Linked DNA regions of Homo sapiens: region 1 is linked to region 2. A link is a loop called in an ENCODE intact Hi-C map of the cell type or tissue named here. Cell type or tissue: endothelial cell of umbilical vein. All regions are shown on one strand. Links, peaks and the distances in the headings refer to the core of each region. The heading gives the core; the rest is flanking DNA.

What was found. Hi-C counts contacts between places; a loop is a spot of excess contacts. Peaks named below come from ENCODE experiments on the same cell type or tissue, not always from the same donor. Only the 100,000 strongest peaks of a DNase experiment are listed, where the experiment ranks them.
Region 1: it touches region 2 in a loop (11-fold over the local background); 2 of 110 quality-filtered maps call a loop at or near these places.

What each region holds. Positions count from the first base shown.
Region 1 is chr13:30,857,095-30,872,935 of GRCh38, forward strand. No RefSeq gene overlaps it. Among named protein-coding and RNA genes, the nearest start is that of LINC00545, 18 kb to the right of the region's middle. RefSeq lists enhancers at 5,333-6,283, 6,284-7,232, 13,956-14,765, 14,766-15,575, 15,132-15,181. In endothelial cell of umbilical vein, for the core only: a CTCF peak has its summit at 8,444 (motif pointing left); DNase peaks (open chromatin) are centred at 7,777 and 8,277; H3K27ac peaks cover 2,047 bases.
Region 2 is chr13:30,357,060-30,372,900 of GRCh38, forward strand. LINC00426 (long intergenic non-protein coding RNA 426) reads right to left here. Exons shown (of 5, transcript NR_024464.2): 2 at 15,226-15,315; 3 at 10,542-10,658; 4 at 6,102-6,167. Among named protein-coding and RNA genes, the nearest start is that of LINC00426, 8.9 kb to the right of the region's middle. In endothelial cell of umbilical vein, for the core only: no CTCF peak of the experiment used is centred there; DNase peaks (open chromatin) are centred at 7,302 and 8,072; H3K27ac peaks cover 2,533 bases.

The sequences.
Region 1 (15,841 bases), core at 4,159-12,158, 500 kb after region 2:
CCAGGATCCCTTCTTTGTGTGCTCACATCTCTGAGAGGGTTTGGCTAAACAATCAGTCCACTGAGATGCTGGCCTGGGGACAAACCTGCTGTCCACTGCCAGGCCATGTGGAGGAGCTCGCCTGCCTCTGACCACAGAGCCATGCAGGACCCATCTGGCTTCCTCTTCTCCTGCAGGGTTTTTTCTCTCGAGGTTCCTCAGTGGCTTGGTGAATGCAGCTATGGTTATGGTCCTGTTCTCCAGACAAGTGGATGAATCGGGAGTGGATGTAGCTAAAGGTTGAGCAGCGATCTCCACTGTGAAGGAACAAGTGAGTTCTGTATGCTTGAACATCAGGAAGCCTGATTCATGTGCGTTCCAGAACACACCAGCCAGTGATCTTAGGCAAGTCACTCACTTTGCTGAGCCTCAGTTTCCACTTAAAATGGCCATAAGGGCATGTTTTCTATTTATTTCACAGTTTGTATGAAGCGCAAATGAGCACACATGTGTGAAAGAACATAATTTATTTTGCACACAGTCTTCATATAGGGTGTTACAAAAACACAAAACATACAAAAGGAGCCTATCTCTAAATTTTCAGATTGGAGATTCTCCCCCGATGTCTGCCTGGAACAAAGGTATGTTGGGGATGAGCTCTAATTTTGCCCCTTTTATTGAGGGAGAGTCAGAATAAAATTCCAAACTTGCCCACATAGGCAGGAAGCTGAAAGCATTCCTTAACGCTGTCAGTGCTCGGTCAGATTCTCATCAAAAAAGCGTTTAAGCAGCATGACTGAGTTTTAGGTGGTTTTCTAAGGTTGAGATGACATGCACCTGATGTTGAGTTTCTGCAGCTTTTTGTCATGATGGCAATGTCCTTCCTTGCTGAGCCGAGGCTGTGTGTCTGGGGAGCAGTGTCGTGCAGGTAGCCTCACAGTTTACCACTTCAACCAACCCATGTAATGTAGTCAGACAAGCAACAGGAGGGTTGCCTGAGCTTCCCCCTGAGTTGGGGTATCACCCTGGCGTCCATGGGCCCGTTGTTGTTCCTGACTTCCCCATGCATGCTGATTCCTTCTCAGATTTCTCAGCTAGGTCTGTCTCCTGAGCCCTTGCATTTCCCTCGGCACTGTCTGTGAGCACAGTGGTTCTACTTAGTCTATGTTTCTTTATCTTTGGTGTGTTCTGTTCCCTCAATTCTTAGGACAGGAAATCAAGATTTGGTTTAGCAGTGTTAAGTATGAGATGTTCTTTAGGCATCCAAGCTAAGTAGGCAGTTAAATATAGTATTACTGATTTACTGCTGTGTAACAAATTATTCCTAAACTCAGTGGCTTAAAACAACAAATAATATCTTACAGTTTCTGTAGGGGAAGCCATCTGAGTGTGGCTTAGCTGGGTCTTACCTTTAGGTCCATTCCCCAGACTGAGCCAGCACTGATGGCTCAGCTTATCTGCTTAGGAGTTAGCTGCAACCTGTTTGGTTCAGGGTATCTCACAGACTGAACTTGAGGAGCTGTGATCTTATCTGAAGGTTCTTCTGGGGCGGATCTGTTTCTGAGCTCATGCATGTGGCTATTGGCAGGATTGGGTTCCTCCTAGGCTGTTGGACTGAGGGCCTCAGGCCCTCGCTAGCTGTTGGCTGGAGGCTGTCCCCAGTTCCTTGGCATGCGAGACTCTCCCCAGAGTGGCTCACAGCGCAGTAGCCGACCTTCATGAGAGTGAGCAAGTGGGAGAGCAAGAGAGGGCCAGCAAGACAGAGGCCTAATCTCGGAAGCAATCCAGCCCACCCTCAGGAAGCAGTGTGAACACCAGGCAGTGAGGAAGATGGGAGTCATCTCAGGGGCCGCCTAGCACAGCACACAAGCCTGACGTTCTGGGGAGGTGGCTGGGCTCTGAACAGACATTGGCAAGCTGTCAGGTCACCTAGAGGTGCAATAACAGGAGTGAATGTCCAAAGAAAAGAGGTCCTTGGCCTGAGCCCTGGATCCTCCAGCCTTTAGGAATAGGAATCCTGGAAGGAACAAACAATGGAGTGAGAGAAGGAGGGTCAGGGAGGTCTGACAGCTAGTACTGGCTGAGGCTAATTAGAAATGACCACTAAGAAATGGAAATTGAAGTGAAGGGATTGGGAAAACAGACCACAATTCTTCAAGAGGTTGCCTACTAAAAAGAGGAGCCCTTTCCCAATCTTCAGAACTCAGCAGACCTCTCCTCTTCCCTCCTCCACCCTGGCACAGTAAACAATGGACCTATCAGGTGGCCATCCTGTCCTCCTGCGTCTCCTCTTAACTTAAGGCTGGCAGGGGAGTCCTAAACTTCTGGGAAATGGGGAAGAACCTTGAGGGAGGTCAGGCAGTACAAACCAGGAAGCATCTGCAGGAGAGAGAAAGGTTAGCGGCTCCAGCAAATCATTTCCCCAGGATTTTGATCAGTGTGTTTAGGCCCCAGCAGGCAGAACCGGCTGGCTGAGTCAGCACCAGCACACTGTGGAGCAAACAGCCTGACTTTTCTCTGAGTTCCCCCAGAGCTAAACTGCCGGCCAGGCAGTCAAATGAGAAAAGGTGCAATTGAGCAAATAGAAACAAAGAAGAGAAATAACGACAGCCAGGCTAGTGAATTAGCAGCAGCAGTGTGTGGTCTGTTTCCTGTCTTCCAAGACATTCCCTGGGCTTTAGTATACTAGGCGTTCACTCATTCGTTCATTTATTCAGTAAATTCATTCACTGAGCATCTGAGTGCCTCAAGTCCATCGTAGGTGCTGAAAGAGCATGGTAAGCAGAAGTCAACAATGGCCTTGTCCTCAAGGAACTTACAGTCTAGAAAGGGAGACAGCTGTGAATCCATGGTCACATGGATACATAAAAATTAGATTAGTGGGCAGGGTGCGGTGGCTCATGTGTGTAATCTCAGCACTTTGGGAGGACGAGGTGGGCAAATCACCTGAGGTCGGGAGTTCGAGACCAGCCTGACCAACATAGAGAAACCCTATCTCTACTAAAAATACAAAATTAGCTGGGCATGCTGGCACATGACTGTAATCCCAGCTACTCGGGAGGCTGAGGCAGGAGAATCACTTGAACCCAGGAGGCAGAGGTTGTGGTGAGCCGAGATCGCGCCATTGCACTCCAGCCTGGGCAACAAGAGCGAAACTCCATATGAAAAAAAAAATAGACTAGTGGTAACTGACAAAGACTCTTTCCTTGACCAAGCTGGTCAGGTTCCTCTCAGCACTCTTCCCAACTAGGCCCAAGCTTTGAGCTTGGCTCCTGTTCTGTACTTATGGTGCCTACATGACCCAGTCTTTGCAAAAATCAGTTTAGCAAGAATAAGTCAGTTTAGTAAGAATGCCCCATCCTTGATATCTGATCACTCTCCCTAGTTGATGAAATTCCTCATTCCTCACCCTCAGTTTTGTTCACCCTGCCCTGCCTTCAGCAAGAATCCTAAGTCAGTTTAGCAAGGATCCTCCTACCTGTGATGTCTTCTCTTAGTAATTTTCTATCCATCGACCCCTCACTCTGCCCCTTGGCTATAAATCTCCACTTGTTCTTATCGTATTGGGAGCTGAGCTCCATCTCTCTCTCTCCCGTTGCAAGAATCTTGACACCTATTGCAATTGTCCTGAATAAAGTCTTTCTTACCGTTTTTACAATGTCAGAATAATTTTTAAAGTAACCGCCGAGAAGGCGAAATACCTGACACCGTGGAAGCAAGTGAACAGGGGGATGTGAACTTGTCAGGGAGGCCAAGGAAGGCTGGCTTAAGGAAACAACACTTGAGTTGAAATCTAACATCTTAAGGCAGGATGTAAGTTAGAAATTATCCCAAACTTAGAAATAAAGCAAAAGGATGACTACAGTACTTTCAGTGTCATATTGAAACATTGTCTAAGAGGCTTGTGCAAGGATCACCCACTTCTCTAGGGGAGTACACCTGGTTTGACCTACTATTAACTATTGATTAGGGACCAAACTGTGTGAAGTTAGAGGTTAACTTGTAGGAGATTGTTAAGTTGCAAATGATTTTTTTTTTTTTTTTTTTTTTGTCTGGTGGAGATGCAAACATTTCTGTCCAGTGGAAAAGATAACCTAAAAGGTCGTAGTTATATTGCCCTGCAGGGTAATAACTTGCTTTGTAGCTAACTTAGCAAACCTGTTTCAATATTCCTTTCCTGAGAAAGCATGTAAGTGTCTGTTCCACAAATAGTCTTTGGGCAGTTTTACCTCCCTGTTGGTTCCCTCATTCGTGAGTGAAATCCGTCTTTATCAGGTGCTCAGTATATATTTGTATGAGTCATGCTTCTAATTATGTAAAACTCATACTTGGACAGAGGTGGGCAGAAGACATTAAATAAGTATGGTTAGCACCTATTTACACTGGACCCAACACCTGGACTTATTTTTTTTTTTAATTTTCAATTTTTGTGGGTACAAAGTAGGTGTATCTATAGAGTACCTGAGATATTTTGATACAGACATGCAATGCATTATAATCACATCAGGGTAAATGGGGTATTCATTACCTCAAGCATTTATCCTTTCTGTTACAAACAATCCAATTATACTCTTCTAGTTACTTTTAAATGTATTAAATTATTATTGACTATAGTCACCTTGTTGTGCTATAAATACTTGGTTTTATTCATCCTTTTTTTTTTTTTTTTTTTTTGAGATGGAGTCTCACTCTGTCACCCAGGTTGGAGTGCAGTGGCATGATCTTGGCTCACTACAATCTCCACCCTCCTAGGCTCAAGCAATCCTCCCACCTCAAGCTCACAAGTAGCTGGGACCACAGGCACATGCCACCATGCCCGGCTAATTTTTTTTTTGTATTTTTGGTAGAGACGGGGTTTTGCCATGTTACCCAGGCTGGTCTTGAACTCCTGAGCTCAAGTCATACACCTGCCTCGGCCTCCCAATGTGCTGGGATTACAGGCATGAGCCACCGCATCCCACCTTATTCATTCTTTCTAACTACTTTTTGTACCCATTAACCATCCTCACCTGCCACCCCCCAACCCCTCCCCCTTCCCAACCTCTTGTAACCATCCTTTTACTCCCTATCTCCATGAGTTCAAGACCTAGACTTTGGGCTCTGAGAAAACTTGGAAAAACCTAAATGCGGTCATTGTGTTCATGGATCTACTGGACTCATGAGTAAAAAAAGTAAGAGTTAATAAATTGTCTACTCAGCAAAGTGTCTCATTGCTACAGACACACTGTTTCCCACTCAGCAACAGTTGGGGGCTATTGGTGTCCATCTCCCGATACAAGTTTATATATCTAAAAAGAATCTCCGTCATCTCTGCTCCTTTTGCATACTTTGCTATTGTCAGTGTCAGTGAGGCATTTTCCTCTCTACCCACCAGGCTTGCAGTCTCAATGTGCCTTCCTCTTCCTCTCCTTCCTCGGCCAGTTGCTCACTAAGTTCTGTCAATGCTTTCTTCAGCCATTCTTTGGGAACCTCCCCTTTCTCTCTGTCCCGTGGTCCCCCCACCCAGGTGCTGGGATCTGTAGCATCCTCTTCCCTCTCCAGTGGGTCCCACATGTTATTGTCAGATTAATCTTCCTCATAAAAATGATGCTTCCCCATGTCACTGCCCTGTTTAAATCCTTGGGCACTTCTGCAGTTGTTACCCAGACTCATTTCCAGGCTTCCAAAAGCTTTCTACGGGAAAAGCCAAGTGAGGTGCTGGTCATAGTTCCTCCTTCTCGGAATCCTCAGAATGTCTCTCCCCGTGCAGGCCTCCCCCAACGGGAGGCTCTGAGTATAGCTTGCCAAGCCGAGAGACCCACTAATAAATTGAGTAGACAACGAGTGGGTGCTTGATTCACGGGCAGCCGGCACGCGCGGCCGGACATAAAGAGCTGCCCAACAGGAGCAGCCAGGCCTGGCTGGAAGCCACGGAGACAAGCTGATCCTCTCCTGGGAGTCTAACTCCAGACAGGAGCCGCAGAGGAGAGTCAGCGTGGGGTTGAGGGCTGGTCACCCAATCCGGAGCACTGGTGGCAGCCACAGACGAGGGCACCGCCAGAGTGACATCGTGTTCTGAATGCTCTCTTGGTGCAGTAATTGCGTCTTTTATTTTCTATATTCTGATGCTTTGACATCTGGGCCTTGCTGGCCGTGGAGGGACTGTCCCTCCCAGGGTTACCAATTATTCCAAAGATAGAAAACAACTTGCAACCCCCTACAATGTGCTTTTCAAATGCAAACCAACCCCTCCACAGCCCCACCCCAGCCACCTCTTCACCTGCCCCAATCACTCCTTCCGCAGGGCCAAGTCTCTAACTAAGGACAGCCCATATACCCCAGAGCCCACTAAAACCAGCCTACCCTGAGCCTGCCTGCTCTGCCTTGCCCACACCTTCCAGCATGCGCCACAATAAGGGCCCCCGCCCACAGGTCCAGCCTCTCTGGCGACCTCCCGACTCGCTCTGGAGCTCCCCTGTGTGCCCCCTCCCCACGTGGCACAGCATGTCCTCTCCTCTTGGAAACCGTGAGTAACAAGCTATCTTTTTACTGGCAGTTGTCTCCTATCTGTTTGCCTTACCATACCTCAAATTTTTAATTAATTTACGAAGTTTTAAAATACTCAGCTCCCACATTACATTCCCGTCTCCCTGGAGTTTGGCAATGTGGCTGCCCCTGCGTTTTTAGACGCAGGGCTGTGTGCTCTTCCTGCCTCATTCCTGCATCTCAGAGTCAATCCCCTTCACTTCAGGTACATCAGGTGTCTCTGTTCCTTGCAGTCTAAAAAAAGCCAACTTCAGGAATTCCCCATCTTACCCTTATCTACTGCCACCTATTCTACTACGCTTCTCAGACTCTCCGCTTCAACCATGTAAGCCATCTTTTCATTCTTGTGTGTTCCCGTTCTCCATTATCTTGCTAATATAAGCTCTTCGAGGAATGCCCTCCCTCCTTTCCTTTGCCAGGTAAATCTACTCTTCCTTCAAGACCTGACTTGTGTTTCATCTCTCCCGTGGTGGCTTCCATGACTCTGCTTCCCTGGGTGGCTTCTCTGTGCCTGTCTCTCAACACCTGCATCACCTACTCCCGGGACACTACAGGCAGCCTACGCCACCTTACATTATTCAGTATTCACTTCTCAATATTCAGGAAATGTCTTTCCCTAAGGCTTTATGTTCTCTTGGTTCAGGGACCAAAGTTTTGATTTTGTGGGATGACAGGATGCATTTGATACCAAATACATCCCTCCACATCTTCCTTCTCATTGAATTGCTGTATAAAATTCCCACTTCCCAGAACAGTTGTTGCCTATGGACCCAGGGCCTGGCCTAGAGGGGAAGCCAGGTCTCTGCTCACCTCTAGTCTAGGCTTTTCCCGTTTGGGAGGTGAGGTTGGCCTGCCCCCAGCTTTCCTGAATGGAGAGCGTGCATTCATTTCCTAATATGCCACGATCCTTGGGAAGATTTCTTTTGCTTTAGTTTGCTGTCAGGCCTGGAAGGGAAGGTGAAGTGGGGAGTCAGTGAGGAGGGGGCTGGGCCACCTGGTGGGATGTTGGGAACTATTTTCTGTGCAGAGGCCAAGGCTGGGGCTGGGGGTGGGACACATGGAAATCAAACATGTACTTCACAGTTTGGTCCTGGGCTGACCTGTTTATAATAAAAACATTTGGTTTGACTTCCACAGACTCCAAGCCATGACGTCAATGTTGATGCATTTCAGGCCACATTCCTTTTAGTCTCCGGAGAAGTTCTTTACAAAAAGCATGAAAGGTGGAATCAAATAGTTCCTGGGATCATCTCCAGTCTGAGACATCACATTTGCACTTTAAGCAAATGATTCAGATACTAAAATTCAAGCCCTAAATATGCCTTTTCAACTACAAACTAATTATTTGTGTCTAAATCAATGGACGGTGTCTCTTTAAATGTTCCCTTCATTCCTCATGCATGCTATAATCAGCAGATGGCCCTACCTTCCCCCACCACCCCCTTTTAAACAGACCCTTCTAATAGCTAATATCCTGCAGTGACCAAAGCCATTAGAAGGATTAAGCCATTACTATCCTGTCCAGCAAACACACAATGCTCACGGGGATTGCCTTTTTTTTTTATTTTTTGGTTGTTGTTTTTATGGATGAATCAGGGCCCAATGGTAGGCTGAAAATCAAAACAGGGAGGGCAAAGGGTTATAGTCATTCTTTTCAAGGACACCTCCCAAACAGCCTCAGGATTTGAGATTCCTTTGTTAGAATGACGGCAGATGTCAGCCTTGTGGCTAGTGCAAGCTCCGAAAGGACACAGTACGCAGACCTCTGTCCCTCGTTTCCTTAATATCTAATACTCATCCTTTCCAGAGCACCACTGTGGCTGTCTCGTTGCTCTGCCTGTCCACACAGGCCTGTTTGTGCTGTAACAGACAAGCAACCAGCAGCCCAGCCCAAAGCCACGTTGCAGGGCCCAGGACTGCTCTGAGACACTGCCACCCAGTGGCGCTTCTGAAGCATAACAGCACACAGAAAGGGAGCAGGGAACCCAGTTTTATAAGCATGGAGGGGGTAGGGGGTGCAAAAGCTGGCCTAGAATCGTGAGGCCGAGCTGCAGAAAAGCATGCTCCATGGCACGGAGGCAGGTAGCTAGTTTGGAGATGGCTAAATAGGGCAAGTGACAAAAAACACGAAGAAAGGCAGCTGGAATATAAAGAGAGGAATAAAGAAATGTAATGACATGGAAAGCGTGAGCAGTCTTTTCTAAATGGAAGAAATACGCACTTTCTCTAAGTGAGAGCTGGAGCGAGATGACCGAAAGATGAGTCAATGGAGCCCTTTTTTGGAGTTGGCCTCAGTTTGGATTACTCAGTATCTCACATGTCTGGGTTCTTAAGGATCCTTGAGCTTTGCTGACTTTGGGGAAGTCACTGTATTTCAGTTTTGTGACCCGAAGGGGCTGAGCTGAACCTCTAAACAGCTTCCCTGAGCCCTAACAGTGAGTATGTAATTAAATACCTGAGACGTTGAGTGAACAAGAAATGCAGAAATACAGAAAATGCAGGCTGTGAGCAATCCTTAAATCTTGTGTTTGACTTCAAAGTGCTGTAAGGGAGAACCTGAAAAATACATCCACTTACACCTTTGGTGGTTCAGGACTTGCCAGGAGAGTGCATGGAAGGGACCCCCATCCCACAGCGCATGGGTGACTCTACCCGCCATCTAACCTCCCTGAATCTCAGCAGCCAAGGCCAGTGCACTGAGATCTGCACCTCCAGCACTTTCAGTGTAGGGCGAGACAGGTTTAGAAGGAATTGGGCTTCTCTAAGATTGAAGCTAAACCAGAAGCTAATGGGTTAGTAATTTAATAGGTCTCCCTTTTCGGCAATATTTTCATTTTAAAAAGAAAACTTCTGTTAGAGGGCAAGTAATTCCAAAGAAATTAGATTCTGCTGGTTGAAACGTTAAGAATCCAGGCAGGCGGTGAGGGAAATTCGTTTCCCGGCTTCTCCAATCTAATCTGATAGTGCCCGTCTTGCCTCAGTCGTTAATACTTCTTGGGAAAAAGCATATGTGATCACTCTTTTAAAAACTGTTAGAATCACTTTCCTATCCAAGGTCTGAAAGAAGATTTGGGCTTAGGCTCCATTTGAAGAAATCCAGGTTGTATTTCCCCCAGCATTTAGGGTTTGATGGTTTCTGCTTATCTAAAGTGCTCACATTGCAAATATGAGCAGCAGGGCTGGGGATTTAAATTCTGTCTTGATGGGAATTTGAACTGAAATGCTCTGCCCACTGCCACTTTATAAGCTGGGAATCATCAAGCTAGCTACAAATACCTCGAGGGGTCCTTGCAGTTGCTCAACATAAATCAGCAAAATGACAGGCAATTGACTTTGAAGACAGCGCTCACATGGCTGAGTGGCTGGAGCTGCTGGAAGCAGATGAGGGCATTTTCCTGTAAACATGATTGTGATTAGCACCAGAGTAAATAGCGAATCGGGCTCTATCTGTCAGACTCCAGCCTGCTCTGGATTTTTCATTAGGTAGAAATCAACATGTGACTCAGTGCAGCAAAGTTGGCAATTATAAGAAATAAGTTTCTATTTCAACACCTGGTGAATACTTCTGATTTTCCTAGAAGGTAAGCAAGAAGGAAAGTTGATTTTGCCATGTTTTCATGTAGGGATAAAATAGGAGTGTGGGAATCAGTCCTTTCACTGCAAGAGCAATTCAGCTTCTAGTCCGTGCTCTGATGCTATCTAACAAAATGTCTGGCATAGCTCAGATTTTGGCTAAGTGGAAAGGTGCACGTTTGAAAGGTTGACCCTACCAGTGTCATCTGAGGTCACTAATTCATATGCCTAAAGAGCCCAGGAAGGTAACATCAGTAGGTAAGCTGGCTGGAGGGGCTGAGGCCAAGTGGAGTGTGCCGGCCCTGTCCAAGGAGGCAGGCTGACCCTGCTCCAGCATGGACTGTGGCCAACTGGGGCAGAAAGGCTTGGGTTGTCATATCAACTGGTTTTTCAAAAGAAGCCAGAATTTGGGATTTTCATGTAAAACACTGGGAGTTCCAAATCAAACATGTCTACAAACCCAAAAGCATCTAGCCTGTTTGCAACCTAGTATTGGGCTACCTTCATGTTGGATTCCTCCAAACTCATTCTAGCTACATCAGGTCTCTAAGCCATTTCAAAGGATTTCCAGAGAGAGCTTGCATAGACTCCCTTAGCAAGGAAATGAAAAATCTATCAGCTCTCCAGATCTAGAAGGTTTTTTTTAAAAATTCTAATTTAGATCTTTCATGCTGCAACATAAACCACTTCTTTTTATTCTCAATCAATGGAAATGAATCAATGGAAATGATAATCATAACTCACACGGGAATTTTAAACTCAGTTGGCACTGAACAGAAGGAAACCTCTTAAATGATCCGGAGCTCTGTTCTCTCAAAGGTAGCTTGTGCTATAGAGGAGTGAGAGCAGTCGTAACTCTGGTGGGCCTGGTTCAGGTCACCACCTGCTTTGAACCTCAGTTTTCTCCTTATAAAATGGGTTTTCTCCACCTCGTGGGCCCTGTACTGTGAAGAGTGGGTACTGGCTGACTGCAGGAAGATGTTTGTCTCCTCTGGGGTCAGCTCATCTGGCTGGGAATCTCAACACCACCACTTACTCCGTGTGTGACTTTGGGCAAATTTCTTACCCTTTCTAAACCTGGGTGTCCTCATTTCATTTTTTTTTTTCTAAGACAGGGTCTTGCTCTGTCACCCAGGCTGGAGTGCAGTGGTGTGATCACAGCTCACTGCAGTCTTGAACTGTTGGGCTCAAGTGATCCTCCCACCTCAGCCTCTCAAGTAGCTGGGACCACAGGCACATGCCACCACACCTGGCTCATTTTTGAATGTTTTAGGACATGTAGCCCAGGCTGGTCTTGAACTCCTGGGCTCAAGTGATCCTCTTCCCTTGGCCTCCCAAAGTGCTGGGATTACAGGTGTGAGTCACTATGCCCAGCCTGAGTGTCTTTGTGTGTATTTGGTGGGGGTGGGGGGAAAAGTGTCACTCTGTTGCCCAGGCTGGAGTGCAGTGGCGCAATCTCCGCTTACTGCAGCCTCTGCCTCCTGGGTTCAGGGGACTGTCCTGCCTCAGCCTCCAGAGTAGCTGGAATTATAGGTATGCACCATCACGCCTGGCTAATTTTTGTATTTTTGGTAGAGATGGGGTTTCACCATGTTGGTCAGGCTGGGTCTCAAACTCCTGACCTCAAATGATCTGCCCGCCTCAGCCTCCCAAATTGCTGGGCTTACAGGTGTAAGCCACTGTGCCCAGACTGGGTGTCTTCATTTTTAAGGCAGAGGTAAAATAGTGCTTTCTCCATAGCATTGTGGAGAGGAGTAAATGGAAAGCTCTGAGTCAAAAGCTTGGCTCAGACCCCAGCCCTCAGAGGGGCTGGAAGGACTGGGCACAGTGGTGATGATGAGGAGGGAGGAGTCTAGGATGATCCCAGGTTTCTGGGTGACTGGGTGGATGAGGGAGCATTAATAAAGACAGATGATACCAGAGAAAGAACTGGGCTGGGAGACAGGTAATTTCTTCAGTTCAGTTCCTACTGAGTTGAAGTCGCCTCAGAACTTTTCAGGAGGAAAGGCCCAGTTGGAAGTTAAGAAATGGCTTTGAATACTTGGCTGGAAACAGTCTCAGCTGTAAGCAGCTGTGGCAAATGTGCATGTGTTAGGATGCCTGGAGAGAGTGTAGCTTGAGAGGACAAGAAGTGCTAAGAGGACCAAAACTCCAAACTGGGTGTTAAATGCTGAGGCAAGCCAGGAAAGACTGAGATTGTGCATCCTGAGAGGTCGAGGGAAGACCTGCAGAAAGGAGCTTCCTGGAAACCAACAGAGAAATAGAAGATAATGTTTCCATCTTCGACGGCTTTACAATCTGATGAAGGGGCAAAAACAGAAACACATGCAACAACCAAAGGACTTTCTCAAGACAAAATACCAGTGAGGACCAATTAAAGCAGCCCCAAATAGTGTGGATATGCCGGAGGACTTCAGCGAGGAGGAGACACGGGAGGCAGGCAAGGTGCACCACGGGCTGTGGAGAAGACGTACTTGAGCTGGGTTTGCAGGAAGGAATGCATCTGGGCTGGCCAGAGGCAGGGAAAGGGCATCCAGGTCACGGCTGGGCTGGAGACCAAGGTTCTGCAGGGTGGAGTCCACTCCTCCACTGTAGGGTGGAGCAAGCCCTGTTCAGAAATATAGATGGTTTCAGGCAGAAATGTAGAGGCATTTTGCTCTGATGGAGCAAATATTTTCTTCTAAATAGGGACTTTCTTCTCTCGTGTCAATTTTCTTTTTAAAATTTTCCTTTATTATTGGGCTCCATTCCTCAGCTCCTTCTGTCACTCTAGAAGCTCGTTTCCTCCTGCCTCTTCCCTTTGGGTGATATGCACACTCGAATGTCCCCAGTCAGAGGCAGACACTTTCCAGGCTGATTTTAATTCTTTAGGAGCCTGAAAGGTTGGAAAGAGCATGGAATCTGAGCCTAGGGCCCTGGTTGGAGCTGCTGCCAGTTACAAGCTGTGAAACTATAAGCAAATCATGGCATTCCACTGCGGTTGCCTCTGGAATGGAGAGGATGCTACTCTGCTCCTTCAGTCTGTGACGCATGCTATGTGAGGTCATCTAAGGGAAGCCATTAGGGAAACAGTGACAGCACAGGGGTGAGGAGCTCACATAACTCCTTGGCCTACACGGGATTGAGCTTCAGGGGCCACTGTGGGGTCGACGTCAGGGGTTCTGTGGGGTGGTCAGGGGCTCTGTCGGGTGGAGTCAGGAAGTCTGTGGGTGGAATCAGGGGCTCTTAGGGCTGGAGTCAGTGCTGTGGGGTGGAGTCAGGGCTGTGGGTAGAGTCAGGGATCTGTTGGGTGGAGTCAGGAACTCTGTGGGGTGGAGTCAGGGCTCTGTGGGGTGGAGTCAGGGCTCTGTGGGGTGTACTCAGGGCTCTCTGGGGTGAAGTCACGGCTCTGTTGGGTGGAGTCAGGGCTCTGGGTGGAGTCAGAGCTTTGTGGGTGGAGTCGGGGCTCTGTTGGGTGGAGTCAGGGGTTCTGTTTGGTGGAGTCAGGGCTCTGTGAGGTGGAGTCAGGGCTCTGTTGGGTGGAGTCAGGCATTCTGTGGGTGGAGACAGGGCTCTGTGGGTGGAGTCAGGGATTCTGTTGGGTGGAGTCAGGGCTCTGTTAAGTGGAGTCAGGGCTCTGTGGGATGTAGTCAGGGATCTCTGGGGTGAAGTCACGGCTCTGTGGAGTGGAGTCAGAGCTTTGTGGGTGGAGTCAGGAGTTCTGTTGGTTGGAGTCAGGGCTCTGTGAGGTGGACTCAGGGGCACGGAGCTTCTTATCGGAGGCTGTCTGGAGGGAGTCTGTGGTTCTGGCACGGCGATGGTTGTGGGGTAGTGAAGCTGCACTGGGGGCTGGTGCCTGCTTGCTGACTGATGAGCATTCTGGGGACTGACGTGGGGAGCAAAAGCCTACCTCTCTCTCTACCTGTTTAAGGCCCACGACATGGCTACAGAGTGGAGAAGGTGCGAAGGCCAACCTCCCTTCTGAGAGGACAGCGGGGGCCTGGGCATGTCGGCCCGGTGCTCCTTGAATCTCAGGAGAAAAGGCCTAGGACGCAGAGGGATGGTGGATGCTGGGTCCTGGCAGGTGGATAGAGGGAACCGAGACGGGTAGAAATTCCTGGAAAATGAAGAGAGCGCTATTTCAGAGGGGGAACATCTCTGAATCAGAGGAGGCAGCTGCTGACTTTTGCTGAAAGGGAAAGGAACCTTCAGGACAGCGGTGGTGGCATCAGCTGGGCCGCCTAGGGCTCCGCAGCCCTAAGCCTGCACCGGCCCTGTCCTTCCCTTGGGGCGACGGGACCTCCCCGCAGGGCCCTGCGCATGGGGACTGGGGCATGGGACAGGGCTCCGCAGAGAAGACCTGCCTGAGCCGGGCAGCTGGGCCCACCAAGGCCGCCAGACAGCCCAAACCCTTCCCAGGCTGCAGGGAGGCCCCAGCTGGTGTGGCCTCAAACCGGCATCTGTTTCTTCACTCCTGGGGCTCCCTTTGAACTTGAACCTTGCAAAGCCCAAGTAACAATAAAAAAGCCAAGGAACAGGTGCTGCTGCAGAGGACGGAGGACAGGCCGGCTGGGAGCCTCAGGGGGTGTCGCCTTTGTTTCAGCGCCTTCAGTCTCCCCGCTTCCGCATGAAACTGCTCGGGACCCACGTCAGCGCCAAGTTCCAACAAGGAAAATATAGCAGCGCACAATATGTTGTTTTGGCAGAAAGCTATGAATTTTAGTATGGAATGTCTGTCACAGGGCCCATCCAATTAACTCACTTGTCGAGAAATCAGAATAAATAGTTGAGAGGAGGCGACTGCAGCTTTGCTCAGACCTTTATTTCTCATTTGTTTTCATGGTTAAGCAGGTCTGCAGTCACCAGGATGTATATTTAGGGCAGGGAAGGAGAGAATACGCATCTTCACGGTGGTTCTCCCTTTGGAGGGAAAGAAGGGTATTTTCTATGCATTTTGGAGGAGGGAATTCTGGTGAGCTTCTGTTTTAGAAAAGTGTTATGGAGGCAACCCTGGCAAACTCCCTCGAGTTTTGGACTCAGTGCTGTTGAGTCTGAGACAAGGACTGGGCCCTACCAGAGAAGTTTCTCTTCCTCCTTAGGTTATCCACGGTGGCTGGTGAGCATGGCTGTGCCGGGTGAGTGGGTGGGCAGCCCAACCTGACCCCACATCTCAGCCTGGGCCGAGCTTCCTGACGGGGAGGACACCGGGTGCTCTGGGTTAGCAATGGCAGCTGGCACTTGGGGGTGCTGGCATCCCTCCCAGGGTGCCTGCCATGCCCAGAAACTTAAACATTTGTGTGGACTCCCTGTAAGAAGCCCTGCTGCATAGTTGAGGCCCTTGGGAAAGAAGCACCTCAGCTATTCAGCAACGGGGCTTCTTTACGAGGGCACCGGCCATGCTTGTGCTTGTCCTGTGTGAATTCCCAGGGGCAGGAGCTCATTGCAGCCCCGGGCAGGGTGCTCTCCTTGTTCCACAAATTGCCAATTATGATTTACAGACATTCAGCGGATAAAACTCTGGGCAGAGAGTGACTCTTTTCTTTGAGGAGTCTTCTTGTGGCTCTCTGAATTTAGAGCCTTGCTACAGCAGAGATGAAACCCAAAGCCGGTTTATAACACCCTGCATTCCTGAGTTTTGAAGGAACCTAATGTGAGCCAGTTTTATGTAGCCAGAGGGACAGCCAGGGGAATACATTTCAGCTGCCCAAGAAAAAACTTGGCCTGTAGCTCCCCCACACCTTTTTCCAGCCCAGGGCTTCTGAAAACCACCCTCTCTCTAATCCCA
Region 2 (15,841 bases), core at 3,619-11,618:
ATGAATCGAGACCCTGTCTCAAAAAAAATAAATAAATAAAAACTTTTTGTAGTGATAAAGTCTCACTATGTTGACCAGGCTGGGCTCAAACTCCTGGCCTCAAGTGATCCTCTTGATTCAGCTTCCCAAACTGCTGGGATTATAGGCATGAGCCACTGTGCCAGGCCTAACTTTTTTATTTTTAGAAATGAGAGTCTCACTATGTTGCTCAGGCTGGTCTCAAACTCTTGGCCTCAAGTGATCCTCCTGCCTTGGCCTCCCAAAGTGCTAGGATTACAGGCACGAGCCACTGTGCCCAGCCCCAAATCCTTAAACTCCGGCCAAGGCTTTCTCCTGAAATGAGAAAAATAATTCCTGAATACCTAACTTAAAGCACTGTGATAAGTAACAAATGTAATGCAGTTTGTAAAAAATGCCTTGAGAATTATAAAGTAGCCATGTAAATGTAGGAGATTCTGGTTTTTCTCTTTTATTCTAGCAAACTAGTCCCTTTAGGGGGACCCTTATGCACTGCGCAGCTTAGCAAAGCTGGTGTCTGCATGCTTAGCCTCCCTTCCATCCCAGCCCAGCCCAGCCCAGCCCACACTCCCTATTCACCCCTTCCAGATGCTCCCACTACTGCTTGGGACAGGGCCTCCCAGGGCAGCGCTGCCTCTGCAGATGTTCCTCTCCCTGATATCACTCACCATCTCTCATGGTACATGGGCCTCAGTGCACTGAGTACACCCTCATTTTGCTGCAGCCCAGCCCATGGTTTTGGGTCTGGAGGGGACAGGAGACCAGATGGCCAGGGACGGAAGCATTGATGTAAAGAACTGTGTTTGTTTAACCTGTAGAAGACGGGATATAAAGGGCCCATGGTAGAAGTTTGCAAATGCATGCTGTTACAGAAGAAAGATTAGAGGTGTTCTGCACAGCTTTATGAGGTAGAACCAGGTGGACCCTGTGCTAGGATTTAAGACGGCAGGTTTTTAAAGAAGTTTTTAAAATGATACATGCACAGAGTTAAAAAAAAAAAAATTGCAATATATACACGCAGCCAGGCATGGTGGCTCATGCCTGTAATCTCAGCACTTTGGGAGGCTGAACTGGGCAGATCACTTGAGCCCAGGAGTTTGAGACTAGCCTGGGCCACATGGCAAAACCTCATCTCTACAAAAACTACAAAAATTAGCAGCATGTGGTGGCACATACTTGTGATCGCGGCTACTCGGGAGGCTGAGGTGTGAGGATCACTTGAGCACGGGGAGGTCGAGGCTGCAGTGAGCTGTGATGGCACCACTGCACTCCAGCCTAGGTGACAGAGCAAGACTCTGTCTAAAAAAAGAAAAAAATATATATATATATACACACACACACATACATGCATATAAACACACATACGTATATACATACATGTATAAACCTAAAATTCTTCCTTCCACCCCTGAAACCAGTTACCACAGATGCCCTCAGCAGAGGCAAACAGTTACCAATATCTTTCCATATACAACCTAAGCGTATGTTCATGTATCTCCTTTTTTTCTATCACATAAATGGAATTATTCTCTACATATTATTTAGCTAGTCTCTCTTTCTCACAAATCGACATGAATTTTAGATTTTTCCCTGTCAGTGCATGAGAATGGTTTAATTTTTTTAACAGCCTCTTGGTTTCTCATAGTACAGATATTCCATAATTTATTTCATCAGTCCCCGGTCAAACGTTTAAATTATTTCCAGCCCTTTGCTGCAATGAATATCTTTGTACACATGTCTTTGAGCCCATGGGGACTATATCTGTAGGATAAATTGTCAGAGGTAGAATGCTGGTCAAAGGGTTTGTGCATTTTAAATTTTGATAGATATGGCCAAATTGTGAGTAGATTTTAGCCTACAGTAAGAAAGAATTTTAGCAACCAAAACCACTCAAGTGGTATGTGGACGACTTTAGGAGGTTGTGAGTTTCAGAAAGGAATCAAGACCAGGCTACAAATCAACTTGTCAGAAATGCCACTGGGTATATTCAAGCACTGTAAACACACTGATCACAAAAGGCCCTTCCAACTCTGATACCCTAGCTTCCTTTTTATTTATTTTTATGTTTTAAGTGACAAAAAAATATATATTTATCATGTACAACATGATGTTTTGAAATATGTATACTCTAGTTTCCTAATCATAGGTATCACTGTAGAGACTCAATATGTATTTATTGAATATTGTTCAGAGGTAAAGGAAGACGTCATGTCATTCCCATTGGAAGGTGTGTAGAAGGAAGTGGGTCAATGCAACACATCCCAAAAGAAGTCCTCTGGTGAAGCAGTGCTGTCATGTAAGGCACTCCGCATGGCAGGCTTGCACCACGTAGGGCCTGGGCAGGTGGTTAGGGGTACAGAGGAGTTCTTTCCTGTTCTCCCCATCATCACTCACATTGCCCATGTCTGGAACTCCACATTCAGAAATGTGCTCTTTGGCAGATGTGGCCAAATAGGGAGTGCAGTTTCTGGCCCTGAATTACCATGATTAGGTCAGCATCTTCAGCAGCAGGGCCATGGCGCCCAAGTGTGTTGTGATCCATTGTGAGGAATGCGCTTATTGCTAAAGGTAACTGAGCATCCGAGGTTTCCCAGAAATGGGAAGTTCCCTACCTTACAACCCAGTTCATTTCATTCCTTGGAAAGATCTTACATATAATGGGATAAAATCTGTTCCTCTTTAATCTGTTCCTGTTTCTTGATTTTAGGTCTTCCTTTCACAACCAGTGAATGCAAAATTGTCCTCCATCTACATTCTAAGCCTCACAGAGCCTGAAGGCTGCAATTAGATGCCAACTTGGTCTTCTCTCCTTTGGGTTTGATCACTTCAGTTCTCTCAACCTTGCTTATATGTCATGTTTTTCAGATATTTGCATCTTAATTGCTGCTTTTGAACCTATCCCTTCTCACTCCAAGCAGTCAAAAGTCTCTGAAAGTGTGTTGCCCAGAACTCGGCCAGGAAGGAGTAGGGTGGAATCATCTCCCTGTTTTTCTGTGCACCTTTCTAAAATCAGCATCCCGGAGATCCCTTGCTTTGGCCTGTCAAGCAAACCCTCCCACTTTTTTGGGTAAAAGCACTGTGATTTCTCATTAGAGAGCTGTTCTTCCTTATTCTGAGAAGTCTTGGTTCTCCCTGCCCCTCCTACTCAGAGGACAGTAGCACACAGAACCCAGTTTAAGCCTTAAGATTCTGGCTTCCAGAGTCTTGAGCATTTGGAAGAAAAATGTAACAGAAAACAGTGGAACAGAGAAGTTCTGATAACCCCATTTCAGGGGTGGGGTTGTGGGGGGTGTTCTCTTTTTCCTGCAGCTTGGTTCTTCAGCATCCAACAACTATTCCATACCTTTCCAGAAAGATCCCTTTTCTGATTTAGAGTCCGTTTCAGTTTGCTTGCAACTGAAGAACCCTGACCCAGATTACCCTGTCCTGTCCCAGTCCCCATTAGGAGGTCACTGTGGACCAGACACTTCTAAATCTATTTCACACGTGTTGCCATTGAACCACACGTCCCAGTCCTGCACTTGGAAAGCTGATCTGGGACAAGAACACAGCCTTTGTTTTGGGCTATCCCAGTCATGTCCCAAATTTATGACTGGGGATCATGGATCCCTCTTCTTAGTTCACATCCATTGGTTTCCTGTCACCTATTGGGCAACTTGCCATCGAGCTCTCCCATCAAGTCACTGCCAAAAGTGTTGAGCTAATTACAGCTCATGGGTATCGGCTACTTCTGTCAGTGTGCCACCCTCCAAGGCAGGGAAGTCAGCGTTCACAGAGCTTATCTAACTGGCCAATAAGGGATGGAGCCAAGTCAAACCCAAGTCTGTCAGCCCCAAAGCCAGGGCATTGGAAGGAGAAATCCTCTAAGGAGTCCCTGCCCACAAGAGACCTAGGGGGGAGGTTGCATCTTACATGGTTCCTGAAGACCTGGGAACAAAGGGGGTTGAGGAACCATATGAAGCCAGTGCCTGGATGCAAAAGGCCCAATCTCAGACTCCATGTGCTAATTAACAGAGCAGTAGAGCTCAAGTGTTGAGGTGGGAGACAGGATGGCAGAGGAGAAGAGGCACAAGATTTCCAGCAAGACAAAGACCTGGGTTTGGAAGGATCCTCCAACCTAGGCTTCATTCAGCATCCTGGGTATTGACATTGATATACTGATGCACCGTCAGCATCTCTCAGATTCAGAGGTCGCGGGAAAGATGCCCTGCCTTCTCACGGTGCCCCTCACCCCACCTGATCTCTCCTCAGTCCCCTGCTTTGCTCCAATAAGGATGTATTTTAGGGTAGGGAATTAACAACTTAAGAAATCCCATGTGTGGGCTGGGTGCGGTGGCTCACGCCTGTAATCCCCACACTTTGGGAGGCTGAGGCGGGCGGATAATGAGGTCAAGAGATTGAGATCATCCTGGCCAACACGGTGAACCCCGTCTCTACTAAAAATACAAAAATTAGCTGGGTATGGTGGCGCACACCTGTAGTCCCAGTTACTTGAGTGGCTGAGGCAGGTAAATCGCTTGAACCTGGGAGGTGGAGGTTGCAGTGAGCTGAGATCGCACCACGTCACTGCAACCCGGCAACAGAGTGAGACTCCGTCTCAAAAAAAAAAAAAAAGAAAGAAAGAAAGAAAAGAAAAAGAAAGAAATTTGATGTGTCCAGAGAAAATGCAAACATTGTGGGATAATGGAAATTATAATAAAATAAATTTAAATGTTGCTTTTGTTGAAAATTTTTTTCTCACCCTGATTTGGTAGTTTAAGATTCTAATTTTACAACCTTGGTCACTGGGAGAACCTTGACTGATTCCTATCATTTTAAACAGACTTTTATAGTCACAGCATCTAGAGAGAGTACATTTCCTCCTCTTTTTCAACATATCACATTTCTTGGCAGAAATAGCTAGCAGAAAGCACCAAAATGTTTATAATGAGGATAAAATCAAAATTTCGCACATCAGATTTCTCTTTTAGATTATTTCTTCCTGTTAAATCTTTCCCTATTTTAACTTTATTTTAGTGGCTAACAATTTAACATTTATTTTGACACTGTTCAATCATCTTATAGGATTTTAGTGTCAAAGGACATTGGCTCTGGGGTTAAAAGTTTCTAAACTGAAAGGACTTTGCCAGCATAATCACGAAGAAGCTTGGCTGGGTTTAGGCGGTTGTCCTCTCCCACTTGAATTCCGAGGGTGAACTACAGAATGGCCTTCCTGCTTTCTCAGCCTCCACTTAACTTGACTTCTCTCTATGATTTTCCTTTTTAAAACTGTACACTGTGCTCTTGATTCTGATGTAAAGGTAGTTTGTAGGCCAGACTCAGTGTCTCATGTCTGCAATCCCAGTTGTTTGGGAGGCTGAGGTGAGCCTCAAGACCAGCTTGAGCAATATAGTGAGACCCTCGTCTCTACAAAATAAATTTTAAAAATTAGCCAGGCATGGTGGTGCATGCCTGTAGTCCCAGCCGCTTGAGAGACTGAGGTTGGAGGATTGCTTGAGCCCAGGAAGTTGAGGTTGCAGTGAGCTTGGGCAACACCAGGGCAACAGAGCAAGACCCTGTCTCAAAAAAAAAAAAAAAAAAAAAGTAGCTTGTGGTGGCCATTAGGAGTAAAGATCAAGTTCAAGTTCAAATCAAAAGTATGATAAGACTCACAGCAGGAGCCACAGGAAGAGCCTTTATTTAACCCCCAGCCCAGGCCAGGATGCCCAAGTGACCTTTGCCACGTTCAGCTGAGTCACCAGGGTCCCCAAATCTTTTGCATTTTGCCCTAAAACTGCTTTCCCATCTGTGCTCTCAGTGACTAACTCCATCATGAATGTGACCCAATTTGTTCGGCAAGATGTGATTTTTTTTCTTTTTTTTTTTTAAACTCATGCTGCTTTTACTGGTCACGATTCTCTCTCAGGCATTTAGCGACTCCATTTCGGCACCCGCCCGGCCCTGCTGCTGAGCTGGATTGATAGTTTTCTCCCCAGCTGTTCCCTTCCAGCCCGCCCTCCTCTCCCTGGCAAATCCATATTCCATTTGCTTTTCTGCAGCATTTTGATATCTCCAGAGTCTCCTTAAAATAGATAAACACTAACCTCTGAGACAAGTGGTGAGGCAGAGCCCAGACTCGCATCAGCTTAACAATCTGCTCCAGGAGGCGGCTGGATGGAAAGAATAACGATAGGAGTGATCCGCTTATCGAGGCTTTTTGTCATTTACAAAGCGCTTTTGCTTGCATGATCGTATTGAGTATAAGCATGGGTATAAGCACTACTTCCATTTAATAGAAAAAGAAACTGAGTCTCAAAGAGGTGAGGAACTTCTCTAGATGGTAAATAAGAGGCAGGGCCAGGACTGGAATCTGTCCTTTTAAAAACTGCTGTATAATTTACATTCAATAAGACACAGACCTTCAGTATTCAGTCTGATCAATTTTGACAAAGGGATGCACTTTGTGTAACTACCACCCCAAAAGGGGAAAGATGTTTCCATCACTCAGAACGTCTCCTTGTGCCCTTTCTCAGTAAACCCCCGGCCCCTTCTGACTTTGACACAAAAGATTCATTTTGCCTTCAACATAAGTCTGACTCCAAACTTCTGTATTTGAAATTCCATCCTTTTTCTCCTACACCATGCTGTGTCTTTGGAATTAACAAAATGGGCACCATGGGTCCCACCTGGCTGGAATCTATAGATATACGACTTTAGGAGGCCAGGCCATGGTCTTTTAGCTGAAAAACTAGGTCAGCTGGTGGAGTGGACCTCGAAGCTTTCAGTTTTTGGAATGTTTGGAGAGCAATTCCAAAAATACACACAGGCCCAAGCCCTATCTCTAGAGTGCACCTTGAAGCTGAACTCACCACTCTCCAGCCTCAATAGCACCTCTATGTGCAGACGGTCACTTAAGGGAAATTGGTATAAGGCTGAAAGAGGAGTCAGAATTCAGCTTTGAGGCAAAGAACACAAGACTCCAGTCCCACACGTCTAGAGCCTTCCCACCTACCTTAAACTGCCACCGCAGGGATCTGGGGTAGTTGCAGGCAACACCCTCCATTCTCACATCAGAAAATTCTCTTTTGTGGACTTTTCATGCCCATCAGGCAGCGTAATCTGACAATGGAGAACTTTGCAACTGAAGGCCTCCATTTCAGTGGAAAAGAAGAAAGAAGCAAAATCATGAAAGCCCACTCCATTACTTCCAAGGCTACGCAGTAAAGGGAACTAACTGCTGAGTCACCGTGGGCCTCATTCCTATCAGGCTTCCATTAAGGAAGGGAGACATAACACAATCAGCCTTATCTGTTTATCTGGCCAGTTTTATGCCAAACTCCTTGTTCAGTCCAGCAGGTTAACTGATTCCTCTTGGATTTTGTTTATATGCAGTGACATGCCAGTAAATTACCAGCTGATTCTCAGGGAAGGGGAAAAAAAGCCCCCATGTGTAGTATTTGGATATTTCTGTGGTTTCACTGAAGGCGGATTTGAGAGTGTGCCTCTGCAACCTGGCTCTAGCACACTTCCAACTTACAATAATACCTTTAATTTATTCAGCACACCCCTACCTGAGAGGCGACACAGTGATCTATGGGGTGGAGATTTGAGTGCCCTATCCCCTCTGCATGCTCTCCCAAAGCCATTTTCTCCCCCCAAAAAATGGGGCGCTGCACACTCAAGAGTTTGCAAGGGCCTCCTCTCCCATATTGGAATCTCCAAATAAACCTTCAAAGTTATTTGGAAGTGTAGAATAAACATAAGAGAGCCCGAGATAAATTCCCACAAACCCCCAATCCAGAGGGGCTGAGTCGCCAGCCTCCACCGTTCTTTACTGGCCTCCATCAATGGCCAGCCTGTAAAAGTTTTTAGAATATCCCTAAACCTTCAGTTTTCTTTCTTGTTTGGTTTTGTTTTTCTCTTTAGAAGACTAATTGCAGAAAAGCCCAAGAATGCACTCATTTCCTGCTCCCGGATGAGCATCAGCAGCCATGCAGAGAGGAAAGGAATGGCAGGAAGAGGCTCCAGCTGAAAACACCATTGAAGCCAGGAGTGAGCGCTAGGGTCCGTAAATATCGAGAGGCTGCCACGCTGCCAATCATACTCCTCCTCTTTAAGGCCACAAGCGTAGGAGGAAAGATGAATGCCAATGTGCAGGCTCAGAAAATGATTTGTGTGGTGGAAAGATTGTTTTTCCTTTTTTAAAAAATTTAATTTTTAAATTTATGATTGACATGATTGCACATACTTATGGGGTACAATGTGATGTTTCAGTACAAGTGTACATTGTGTAATGATCGAATCAAGGTAATTAACACATCCAGCACCTTAAACATTTATTATTTCTTTGGGATGAGAACATTCAAAACCCTCTCTTCTAGCGATTTTGCAATCTGTAATACATTATCATTACCTCCAGCCATCCTTTTCCATTTTCATCAACGTGACTGTGTTGGGTCAGGCTGGCAGCAGGGCTCCTTGCTCTGCCGGCATTTACAGCACCACACTGTTCTCTTTGGCCACCTTAATTAGCACTCTCTCATCATGTGCCTTTGCTCCTTCTTCCCTCCAGAATGTGACCTGATTCTGCATGACCTCTCCCAATCTCGTCTTCATTTCCTGTCCCAACACATCCTTGCTCTTGACATTCTGCTCTGGGTTTTCTTTTCTGCTCCACACATTTCTTTGGCAGGAGCTTTGGCTTTACATTTATAAGCCTTCTGATGACTGTAGATATTCAAATAATTATCCAAGCTTCCTGTCTCTCTTGTTCAGTACGGTCTCTTTTGTGTGATGCATTCATTAAAACCCTCTGACAGACACTTTGCCCACTGTTATGGAGGGGTTCAAAGATATCCAAGAAGAGGTCCCTGCCCTCAGAGATTTTGTAGTCTAGCAGAGGAATAATAATAATATCTATGCTGTACTGAGAGCTTTCTACATGTCAAGCAGATTCCTCCCATTACCTTAGGCCTCCGAATAATCCTTGAAATAGACCCTAAGGTTATTCCCATCCCATATAGGCGATAACTGAGGCTCAGAGAGGTTAAGTAATTTGCCAAGGTCACATGGCTGGTAAATGGTGGAGATAAATACGGAGCTGGGATTCTAATGCAAGTGGTTCCAAAACCTAAGCCCTTACCACTGTGTGACAGTTAAGTATCCAAATAACAACAATACAAGGCAGAGAGTGCTGATAGCAAAAACAAAGCAGAAGTTAAGAACTGGGTGGTTTTAGAGGGTGGAGATAGGAGATGATGGTTCATAAGAACCTTTTTTGGGGGAAGTAGTGAGCTCCCAGTCCCTGAAGGTACTTAGGCAGAAACTGGAGCTATCTGTGAGGCTCTGAACTAGTGTCAGCATCTGAAAGATGCCTCTAGGAGTCCTTCTGGCCCTTGGAATGCTGATTTTAGCACATGGCCTATGTGCAGAGCCTAGAAGATTTTTTTTCTTTTTTTCTTTCTCTGAGACAGAGTCTCGTTCAGTTGGCCAGGCTGGAGTGCAGTGGTATGATCTCGGCTCACTGCAACCTCCTCTTACCAGGTTCAAGCAGTTCTTGTGCCTCAGCCTCCTGAGTAGCTGGGATTACAGGCATAGGCCATCACTCCCAGCTAATTTTGGTATTTTTAGTTAGAGATGAGGTTTCACCATGTTGGCCAGGCTGGTCTCAAACTCCTGACCTCAAGTGACCCACCCACTTCGGCCTCCCAAAGTGCTGGGATTACAGGTGTGAGGCACTGCACCTGGCCAAGAATGCTTCTTGATGGTGCAGATTGAAGGAAGAAGCCAGGGACCAAATCCTCAGAGCTAGAACACTCAGGGGGCACAGTTAGTTTTGACTGGAGTCCTCAACTGCTTTGAAGCTTGCCCATCACTTGGGCCAGGAATATATATATATATATATATATATATCTCACAGTCACTGTTTGACACTTAAAGAAGCAAGAAATGGGACCCTTTAAGCCAGTAGTTCTCAAACTATGATCCGGAATTTATTCCATAAGCTGGACTTGGGAGTTCCACAGTAAAATTAAATCATTGCACTTATCGCTAACACTCAGGGGTGATGCAGTTATACTAGTGTACTAAAGGCACCTCAACTTCAACAGATTCCATTGAAAATGTTCCCTCAAATGTTTCTTAAAATTTCAGCACCTGCTCTTACTTATCTGACAGTGGACACTGTCACAATAAAACAAATAAATGAGTGTAGCTAACGACTATTAGCAGAGAAACAGAAGTAACCAGTTAGATTTGGCATGACAGCTTGATTTTTGTATTTTCATAGATGGTGGGTGGTAGTTTTGGATTGCATACATTTATTACAGTCATACTTTCTGCCCGTAAAATTGTTCTTAGATCATTTAATAGAAAAAGTACATCAAGGCCGGGCGCGGTGGTGGCTCATCCCTGTAATCCCAGCACTTTGGGAGGCCAAGGAGGGCGGATCGCCTGAGGTCAGGAGTTTGAAACCGGCCTGGCCAGTATGGTGAAACCCCATCTCCACTAAAAATACAAAATTAGCCAGGCATGATGGTGCTCACCTGTAATCCCAGCTACTTGGGACGCTGAAGCAGAAGAATTGCTTGAACCCGGGAGGCGGAGGTTATAATGAGCCGAAATAGCGCCATTGCACTCTAGGCTGGGCGACGAGTGAAACGCTGTCTCAAAAAAAGAGAAAAAATTACGTCAATGTTTCATTGTGTTCTACAAAAAGTCCCATGGCTTCAGGTGTTGCCCCTCACCTCCCTCACACGCCGTGTGGCTGAGTGATGATTATGTGGTTGTTGACCTGCTGTTGACCTGCAGTGTGAATGAACTTGTGGAGATTCTAAATGGTGGGACTGTGCTGTTACTAGGCTGGAGCGAGACACTTTAAGTCCTGATGGAAAATGGTTCAACCTAGGGGTGCAAAATACAAAGGAGGGTCCCAAGCCTTCTCTCCCATTAGCACTGCTTCCCTCACCGCAAATGGTGCATTCTCCGTCGGGTAAGGATGTATCAGAATCATCCCAGGGAGACTCTGGTCCACAAAATGGACCCCCCACTGCCAGCTCCCGAAGGACAACTCCCACGCCTATCACACACCTGTGAGAATCTCAGGCCCGTGGGAGGAGGAGCGCATGTACAATTGCAAAAAGCCAGACAGGTGAGTTCTACCCCTTCATCTGCTTAAAAACCGCTACCTGGGGCCGGGCGCAGTAGCTCACGCCTGTAATCCCAGCACTTTGGGAGGCCGAGACGGGCGGATCACCTGAGGTCAGGAGTTTGAGACCAGCCTGACTAACATGGCAAAGCCCCATCTCTACTAAAAACACAAAAATTAGCCGGGTGTGGTGGCGGGCACCTGTAATCCCAGCTGCTTGGGAGGCTGAGGCAGGAGAATCGCTGGAACCTGAGAGGTGGAGGTTGCAGTGAGTGGAGATCGCACCCCTGCGCTCCAGCCTGGGCAGCAGAGTGAGATTCCATCTCAAAAAAAAAAAAAAAAAAAAAAAAAGAACCGCTACCTGGACCCTCAATGAACAGGACCTTTAATGATGTTTCACTAACGTTTGAATGCTCCCCTTTTAAAGAACCCCTGTAGCCAGCAGGGGGCTGTGACTTTTTTCTCTTCCTCAGTCCCACCCTTCTCTCCAGCCCTGCACCTGGAACTGAGACCAAATGCACCAATCCCTGAAAGAGGCCCTCTGTGCCCCATTCGCCTGCAAAGCCAGTGTAGGCCCCAGCATCTTTGCCCACCAGAGCCAGAGCCACACCAGTTGCCTTGAGCTGATGCACCATAGCCTCAGGCTGCCGGCACTGCCGAGTCCTCTCTTTGGAGCACTGGTCTGCCCCCTACTCACTCTCTCCCCAGCCGAGCCCATCTCTTCTCTGAGGCTTCAGCAATGCACTCGATGCAGATGCTGTTAGCCAAGACTTCTGGAACTGCCTCCTGGACCTTCCCCCTAAATACTCATCAGGCACCTCAAACTCAGCATGTTCCCTGCTAACCCCATCATTTCCTGCTCCAACCCAGCTACCACTCCCTGTGATTGTGAACTAGTGGGTGTTACCACAACCTACTTGGCCATTTGAGCTGGAAACCTGGAAGCCATCCTTGAATTCTCATTCTCTGTCTCCTGGCCCCTCATTCAATGACCAATCAAACTTCAAGTCCTACTTATTTTTTTTACCTGGCTTTCCCATGATCTCAGTCTTAGCTTAAGCCCTCATCATCTCATCTGGATTTACTGTAACAGATATCCCTGGCTTGGCTTTTTCCCTCATGAATTTCATCCTCCATGCTGCTGCCAGGGGGATCTGTTTACAAAGCAACTCGGAGCCAGGTGTGGTGTCTCACCCCTGTAATCCCAGTGCTTTGGGAGGCTGAGGCAGGAGGATGGTTTGAGCCCAGGAGTTCAAGGCTGCAGTGAGCCATAATTACACTACTGTACTCCAGCCTGGTGACAGAGTGAGACACTTCCCTAAAAAATAAAATAATGATAATAAATAAGCAACTCAGACATCTAATGACACCAACATTTCTGACCAGCCAATAAAGCACAAACTCCTTTATATATTACACCTAGGTCAGGTGCGGTGGCTCACGCCTGTAATCCCAGCACTTTGGGTGGCCAAGGCAGGTGGATCACCTGAGATCAGGAGTTCAAGACGAGCCTGGCCAACATGACAAAACCCCGTATCTACTAAAAATACAAAAAATTAGCCAGGCATTGTGTCGGGCGCCTGTAATCCCAGCTACTGATGATGCTGAGGCCGGAGAATTGCTTGAGCCCAGGTAGGGGAGGTTACAGTGAGCGAGATGGCACCAGTATACTCCAGCCTGGGTGACAGAGTGAGACTCCGTCTCAAAAAAAAAAAAAAAGTAAAAAAAAATTAATAAAATATATATTACACCTGGCCCTACCTCCCCACCTTTATCTTCTACCTCGCCTAGACTGACATTTTAAGCCCTATCAAGATGCAGCTGTTCATCCCTTGCCTTCCTCTCCTAAACCTGATCATGCTTCCACCTCCCATTGCCTCAAAGGCTGACCTTCAGCTGTTATCCCCCACCATCTCTGACCCTGCCTCTTCCCTCCCAAAGCTCCCATGACCCCAGTGCTTACTTCTGGATGACCCTATTGATTTCTATTATATGTTTATGTGTTGTATCTTGAGGAAAGGGATGTGCTTTCTACTGTCTTTGAATCACCATCCCCTAGAATAGTGCCCAGCCAGTCTTAGAGCAGAATGACAAACAGGGTGAAAATCTAAAGCCAGTTTCAGCACAAGACTGTCAGTATTTTTAGCCTTTTGAGAGGAAATACCGGAAGTCATCACCACCCCCAAACATCCTATGGGCATTTCTTTACTATTAAAACATCCCCATGTTCCTTAACACACAGGTGTGGGGATGGGATGGCTCACATCACCTTCTTGCATTCATCCCTGATTCTTCTTCTCAGTGTCTCCAGTTAGGTATAGACCTGAGTGAGAGACAAGGGTTGAGACCCAACTCTCCATCCCAAGCTATCTTTCCCAAGACCCGAAATCACCTGAGGCTCCCATCTACCTCCCTAAACACACACACACAGACCAAGTGTCTCCTCCCTGCCACACCCTGCTCTCATGCCTGGTTCCCCCCATGGCCTGAAGTGCCTGCCACCAACTTGGCCCAAGTCAGCAGCAATCTGGTGGCATCTCATCATCCCCAGGATGACTATTGGCTTGACACCCTACCAGACTTCTGGTTGCCCCAGTCTCCTGTGGCCACAGCTAAGAAGCTGAGCCTTTGATAAGTAGACAGCACTATTAGGCCCTTAAAGGTCACCCATGCCTTGCACCATAGCCAACAGAGGTGAGAAACATGGCTTCTGTTCCAGGTGATCCGCTGTATACCCTGTTCTGATAGTTACTGAGTACTTACCAAGTGTATGCCACCTACTGACTGTCTTACAAAAGGTGCAACTTGGCATCATAAGAACATGGGCTCCACAGTCAGGCATAGGTTCAAATCCCAGGTCTGCCACTTAGTAGTTGCGTGACCTTGAGCAAGTTACCAACCTTTCTGTGCCTCAGCTTTCCATCTGTAAAATGGGACTGACCACAATAGTACCTCCCTCATAGGATTGCTCTGAGGAATAAATGAGTTAACAGAAAAACAGTGCCTGGGATGTAGTTGGGGCCACACAAGTATTAGCTGTCATTATTCATGTGCATTAGTTCATCGACTTCTCACATCACCCCATTTTACAGATGAGAATACTGAGGCTAAAGAGACAAAGAAGCCCAGACCTAAGCATCTCCAGCATCCATGTCCTCAACCAGTGAGGCCATGCATGGCCCAAATCCCCTCAGCCATGCAGCTAGGCCTCCATTCCCAACGCTTAAACTGGGCAAATCTTCCACATCCTTATATTGATATCACCTATCATTTTAGTAGGAAATGAGCTCTGAGTTGATTCAAAGGTAGGAAATCCTCCTACTTAAAAACAGTTCGTTTCATAAAAACGAAAACCCTTGTTAATTAACACTCCATTAACAGGAAAATGATATGGTGGCAGACTGAGGGCTCAGGGTTCCAAGTTTTGACTCAGTGTTGTCAACAAGCACCTCTTTTTGCCCAGGGAATATCAGAGAATTGTTCATACAGAGACAGCGACCGCAGATGGGGCACTAGTGCCTTCAGCTGCAAAAGGTCGTCTGGCAGGAAGCATGTTGGTCTCCTGGCAGTTTCTTGGGCCATGTGACATAACCGCCAGGTTATACTTCTGCAATTACAGTCCCCAGGGACCTGCCGCATGAAACAGACATTGGTTGTGATCCTGTAAAAAGCCGCAAGCAGTGGCTCTTTCAGTACAAGGAAACCCTTGGGACAGAAAAGTTTACTTTTGCTCAGGCTTTATGGTGACAGCCAGCGTGATCAACAGGAATGCTGCAGTTGGGTGACGCATGAGGCTCAGGAGCCTTTGCGCTTGACTTTGAAAGATTATAAATACACCAGGCTCGCCAAGCATAGCCAGTCAGTTACAAATTACGAGTCATCTTTCGGTTGTTGCTGAACTTCCTTTACACCTCTTGTTTTGAACACAGTGAGCAAACAACGTCTAATCTTTTGGCTGTGGAGTTCCAAGTACACCACAAGGCATCGGGACACACCTTTACCCCAGCTGCTTTGTGTGGTTGCAGGTTAACCAGACATGCAGCTAGGAGTTCACCTAAAACCTTCCTTTCCCCGGTACATACCTTGGTGTTGATTTGACAGCTGGATGCTGAGTATTGATCCCAGTGTTCAGGGATAGTTACTTCATTAAGACTTCTGAGATCCCCCATTTGCTTGAAGATAAAAACAGGCAAAGGTATAAACAGATAAACAGTCACACAAATAAGTAGCTGTGTGGGCCATTACTTTTAAAGCATAGTAGATGTTATTTGTGTTTGGAGAAGCTTAATGATACACTCAAGAATCCAATAGTAGAAACTGTTTGCTTTCAGGAAGAAAACGTTATATCAGGAAGGTATGTTTGAAGAAAAGAACTATATAACAGCGATCCACAATACACCTGTTCATTTGTAGCATAATAGTTACACCTGCTCCCTGGGGCTTTTTTGAGATTTCAGTCTTTGGTGTAAGACACACATACACACATGTGCACACACAATGGTAAGCATGCATGCTCTTCAGCTTCAACCCTCAGTGCGCAGTAAAATAAAAAATATAGTTGAATCATCTGTCTCAGCCCCAGCTAGAGCCCACGTCTTCCAACATGAATTTTAAAATACCTTTTTGCCTTTTAAAATATGCTGTAGAGGCCGGGCGCGGTGGCTCACGCCTGTAATCCCAGCACTTTGGGAGGTCAAG